Regions from separate parts of the Homo sapiens genome. Here region 1 is linked to region 2. A link is an interaction called in ENCODE POLR2A ChIA-PET data of the cell type or tissue named here. Cell type or tissue: PC-9. All regions are shown on one strand. Links, peaks and the distances in the headings refer to the core of each region. The heading gives the core; the rest is flanking DNA.

Region 1 (2,919 bases), core at 311-2,810, 860 kb before region 2:
GATCCTATGCAGGAGAGATAATAAGTAAAATAATCTTTGTCTCCTGGATTAAGCTGCGGCTGGCAAAGGGAGAAATGTCCCAAGCCTTCTAACAACCAACGGCATACTCTATGTTGTCCTGGATGCTGGTCTGGTGGCTGAATATGTGGAACTGGCCCCGTATACCCATACTGTTGTCTATTTCTATAAGTGTAGGCTTGAGGACACCATGGGCAATAGTTACTATTGGGGTTTCAATAAAGAGTGAATAGAGCTGGAGGAGTCGATGGGCAGAAAATAAGTGTGAAAGGTGCATGGAGGATATTAACACTTGAAGGTTTTGAGAACTGTAGAGGGTAAGTGGAGCATAGCTTGTGATTTTGAAGGCCTCTAGAAGTATTAAAGTGGCAGCTACCACCACTTGTAGATATGAGGGCCAGTCTAGAACTGTGAGGTCAAGTTGTTTGGATAGAAAGGCTATAGGTTTTGGGCCTGGCTCCTGTGTGAGACCTCCAGCAGCACAACCTTGTATTTCAGCTGTGTGTAAGGAAAAAGGTTGGGATGAGCTGGGGGAGCTGTTTCTAAGGCCTTTTTGAGAGAATGAATGAAAGAATGAGGAAAGGACTTAGGGTCTTTGGGATCAGCTAAATTGCCTTTAGTGAGCTTGTAAAGTGGTTTGGTTAGGATGGCAAAGCCTGGTATCCAGAGTTGGAAGTATCCAACAATGCCTAAGAAGGAAAGGAATTGTTGCTTGGTGGTAGGGATTGGGGTCTGGGAGATTAACTGAACGTGGTCTGCAGGAAGAGCACATGTATGTTGATGGAGGACTATGCCAAGATATGTAACACTAGGGGAAGAAATTTGAGCCTTAGAGATGGATACTCAGTACCCCTTCAAGTAGAGATGCTGAAGAAGTAGGATAGTGTCCTGCTGGGAGGATTGGTAAGAGGGGCTGCAAAGAAGAAGGTCATCAACATATTGAATAAGGTGGGAGGTAGATGGGCAAAAAGATAGTAAGTCATGAGAGAGAGCCTGACCAAAGTGATATGGGCTGTCCCTAAAACCTTGGGGTAGGACAGTCCAGGTGAGTTGCTGGGACTGGTGGGTGTCAGGGTCAGTCCAAGTAAAGATGAAAAAAGGTTGGGAGGAGGGATGTAAAGGAATAGTAAAGAAGGTGTCTTAGAGGTCAATAACTGAATAATGAGTTGTGGAAGCAGGTATTGAAGACAGGAGAGTGTAAAGGTTTAGCACTATAGGATGGATGGGAATGACGATTTGATTAATAAGGTGAAGATCCTGAAACAACCTGTAAGACTTGTCTGGTTTTTGGACAGGTAGGATAGAGGAGTTGTAAGGAGAATTTGTAGGCTTTAAAAGGCCATGTTGTAACAGGTGAGTGATAATAGGCTTCAGTCCTCTTAGAGCCTGCTGTGGGATGGGACACTGGCAATGAGCAGGGTAAAGGTGATTAGGTTTTAATGGAATGGTAAGGGGTGCATAGTCAGTTGCCAAAGAAGGAGTAGAGGTATCCCATACTTGTGGATTAAGGTGGGGAGACACAAGGGGAGGATGCAAAAGAGGCCTTAAATTGAGCAAAAAGGCAGCAATGAAGTGTGGCTGTAGCCCAGGAATAGTCAGGGAAGCAGATAATTTGGTTAAAATGTCTCAGCCTAATAAGAGAAGTAGGCAGGTGGGGATAATTTAAAAAGAGTGTATAAAAGAATATTGTCCAAGTTGACACCAGAGTGGGGGAGCTTTAAGAGGTTTAGAAGACTGGCTGTCAATAACCAAAACAGTTATGGGGGCAAGGGAAACAGGCCCTTTAAAAGAAGGTAATTTGAAGTGGGTAGCCCCCATATCGATTAAAAAGGGTTACCCTCCACTGTAAGAGCTACCTGAAGCTCAGTGTCCGTGATAGTCCAGGGGGCTTCCGAGGTGGTCAGGCAGTGTCAGTCTTCAGCCACTAAGCTGAGGAGATCTGGGAAGGAGTCAGCCAGAGAACCTGAGGTTTTTGTTCCAGCATGTCTAGGAGAGGCTGTAATCCTAGTTGGACAGTCTGACTTCTAGTGGGGTCCCACACAGACAGGACAAGGCTTAGGAGGAATCCTAGGCTGCGGGCATTCCGAGGCCCTGTGGCTGAGTTTTTGGCATTTGAAGCAAGGTCCATGAGGAGATTTTAAAGAAGTGCCTGGAGGCTGTGGTTTGGTTGTTCTGAAGTTTTTGTGTGCTGAAGGCATGGCCGGGGTTTGTCTTACAGTGGAGGCAAGCAGTTGCAGCTCTGAAATACATTGCTGCTTTGCTGACTCTTCTCTATTGTTGAACACCTTTAAGGCATGGTTAATTAAGTCTTTTTATGGGGTTTGAGGGCTGGAATCTAGTTTTTGGAGTTTTTTCCTAATGTCGGGAGCAGACTGGGTAATAAAATGCATATTAAGAATGAGACAGCCTTCTGGGCCTTCTGGGTCCAGAGCTGTAAAACGTCTAAGGGTAGCTGCCAAGTGGGCCATGAACTGGGCTGGGTTTTCATCCTTACCTTGGGTGGCTTCTTTAAGCTTGTCATAATTAACAGCTTTTTATGCTGCCTTTTTGAGCCCTTCAACTAGGCGAGAGACCATACAATCTCACCTAGCTGTACCTCTGGAGCCTGTTTGGTATTCCCATTAGGGATCCTCTCAGGGAACTGCCCTGGTGCCTTCTTGGAGGCCTGGCTCATGACTCCAGCAGTTGTCAGCATGAGATTGGGCTAGGTTATAAACTCTTTCTCACTCATCTGGGAAGAGGGTAGAGGTCAGAATGATGTTTAAGTCACTCCAGATTAAACTGTAGGACTGAGTTAAATATTGGAATTCATATATGTATTTAGTGGGGTCTGATGAGAAAGAGCCCAAATGCTGACTGATTTGGGAAAGGTCTGATAGAGAAAAAGGTACATGAACCCTT
Region 2 (2,919 bases), core at 320-2,819:
CATGGCTACATCTTCATTCAGACCATCATTGTTTCACACCTAGACACTTCGAGAACTTCCTAACTTTTGGCCTAGCACTTCACGCCTGCAACAATCTGCAAACTAACTCCCTTGTCAGGTTTACCTACCTTGACGACCCCATTTGAGTGCTTTTCTCCAGCAAAACTCTCCACCAAAATCATCCTGCATTTTTTCACATCCTTAAATTAGTGGGAACGATGATTATTATTGTTATTGTCCTTGACATAAATTGGAGAGGGTCAATGATCCTGAGTTGTTAAAATAAGGCCAAAGAGTTTAAGTGACTTACCCATGATCTCACTTGGGCTGCAAAGTCAGGACCAAAGCTCTGAGCTCTTTTTGGCTGCTCCATCTGAGGTGCACACAGCTGCCCCATGTGTTCCAAGAGGCATGAGCTGAAGAGGAAGGAAGTTGGTCCCAACGAACTTTACTGGCTACTGGGACCATGGCATAGTTGACTTATTTTATAGGTGCTGTCTGATTGTGATGCTAAAACCTTAACAAGGCTTGAACCTCTTCTTTTATTTTTATTTTGCTGTCTAGAAGTATCATAGAATCACTTGATATAATCACTTTGAATTTTCTTGTTATTTCACAAGCAACATCCAATAGTTTAGTATCAGATTATTAGATAATGATTAATAATTCCTGGTTTATAATTACTTATATTAAACTATGGCCTGCTGTACAATTATGACTGTCAAAACCTCATCACACAGCAGGGGTCGAAACTAGTAAGATATTGCCCTGGGATTAGCCATTAAATCATCTGGAAATTGAGTAACCATCATCATATGGCAGTGATTTACTTATTTTTCACAAAAAAAAAGTTTATGTTACTCTAGCATTCTCTGAGATAACATTTTAGGACTCTTAAGAATCTAGAAAAGGTGATAAATATCTGCAGTTCTTTTCTTGTTCCCTATGGGGAGAAACTTTATACAATCACAGATATATATGTAGAGAATATCATGTAAGCCGTTGGTTTGGATCCATAAACATTTTAGGTTTGCTTTCCTGGATACCTAAGTTTGAAGGGAGCGTGGTTTCATCCACTTATTTAGACAAAAACATGAAGAAATTAGACTCTGATAATTTCTGAAATTTGCCTCAGAGAACTCACATTTTTGCTTTACAGACACATGCCTTGGAAGTTTTAGTAAGTGAGGTCATCTTCCTCTAATGTTTGCTATGCTTAATGACAATACAAATATGTTGAATTTATTAATTCACTTGTTCATATAACAAATATTTTAAAAATGTCTGCTATGCTGTGTTGTACTTGTAAGGTGACTCTGGATTTTAAAAAGGCCTGATTTGTAACATTTGGTGACTCCTGGGTGTATACACTCCCCTGTGGCTGATTTCAAGCTCCCAGTGCAATGTCGCTGAACACAGACTAGGAAGGAGATGAGCAGAATTGGCTCTGCCAAGCTCGTATGAGGCAGCGCCAGCCCACCCCTGATGCTATGTGTTTTATATATATATATGTTGTGTGTGTGTGTATGTATATATACATGGCATATATATGTGTGTTATACATATGCTATATATGTGTCTGATATATATGTGATATATATGTGTTACATATATGTGTTTGATATATGTAATATATATTTGTGATATCTGTACCATATGAAAATAGAAAAATTTATCTAAATCATCAAAAAAAGTTAAGATACTTTGATTCATTTCTTATTCAGGTAATAAACTGGAGTTCAAATTGAAGAGAGTAGTGAAAAAATTCTGGATGCTTTATTAGTTCTATACACAGGTTTTATTTCTGTGATTGACACAGATAACTCTGTGGCTGAAACTGCATCAGTAGAAATGTAATTAGTTCATAATTTCAATCATTTAATTGAATACTTGTAAATAATATTGAAATAAAATTTACATTTTCATTCCTTGGATATAAACCATTGACCAGTGTACACCTATGATTTTAGTTCATTTAGGATTGTATGGTGGTGAAATTAGTGTCATTTCATTAATATAAGCACATTCTTTATGTCAACTGGTCAGAGTAGTCTACTAAATTTTAAGGTTTGAGGTTTAATATTCTATGTTCTGTTGCATGGCTAGAGTACATCTACAGGCATGCCAGTAATCTTGTAGTGTCACAAGAGAATTTGATAATAGGGAATTGAATGATTAGTATAATCTATCCTCACTATTAAAAAAAAGTCAAAGGTAAGCCCTATGGATGACAATTTAAACACGTGCAGTGTGTCCAACATAATGCTAAGTTTATCATAAACTAATTTCTATAATGGTTATACAGGGTAAATATTATTATCTTAATTTATGTATGGAAATAGCTAAAGCTTAGGACAGTTTAGTAATCTGTTCCAGGTCACATAACCAACAGGGGTTGAAGCTCTGGTTCTTCCCTAGTACTGTCTGACTCTAAAGCCTAGGTTATCTTCAGAAGACAGAATAACCTACAATTTATACACAAGACAGTATAACCTACAATTTATAGAATCGTTATAAAGAATCAATAAGACCAGGATTGGAAAAGCTCTTGGAAAATTACAAATTGCTCCGTAATTGTTTTCAACTATAAAGTAATCCTTGTTAATTACTCAGAAAAAATATTTGCTATGTGACTAATATAAACATCCAGTGGGTTGCTCCATTCTAGTCAATCAGCTCCAGTCACCAGTTAATTTCTTCTCTGAATAAAAAATAAGTAGCACAATCTTAGCTTTTTCTGATTTCAAACACAATCAAATAATAAACCTTAATGCCAATCCCAATGCCCAGTAGGGTCTGTTACATGTTTTATAAGTATTTATGAGGTATTTACTGAATCCCAAAGAGTGATTACTGAATTGCTTTTCCATTAGAAGACTCAGCTCTAGTCAAATGGACTCACAAGCAGGATTAATAATT

The links. Peaks named below come from ENCODE experiments on the same cell type or tissue, not always from the same donor. Only the 100,000 strongest peaks of a DNase experiment are listed, where the experiment ranks them.
Region 1: POLR2A ChIA-PET joins it to region 2 with 6 read pairs; 1 of 35 experiments calls an interaction of 5 or more read pairs at or near these places.

Annotation. Positions count from the first base shown.
Region 1 is chr1:221,949,419-221,952,337 of GRCh38, reverse strand. All of the region lies in intron 1 of LINC02257 (long intergenic non-protein coding RNA 2257), which reads left to right. Among named protein-coding and RNA genes, the nearest start is that of LINC02474, 16 kb to the left of the region's middle. In PC-9, for the core only: no CTCF peak of the experiment used is centred there; no DNase peak of the experiment used is centred there.
Region 2 is chr1:221,087,842-221,090,760 of GRCh38, reverse strand. All of the region lies in intron 5 of LOC101929750 (a long non-coding RNA gene), which reads right to left. Among named protein-coding and RNA genes, the nearest start is that of HLX-AS1, 210 kb to the right of the region's middle. In PC-9, for the core only: no CTCF peak of the experiment used is centred there; a DNase peak (open chromatin) is centred at 1,290; H3K27ac peaks cover 772 bases.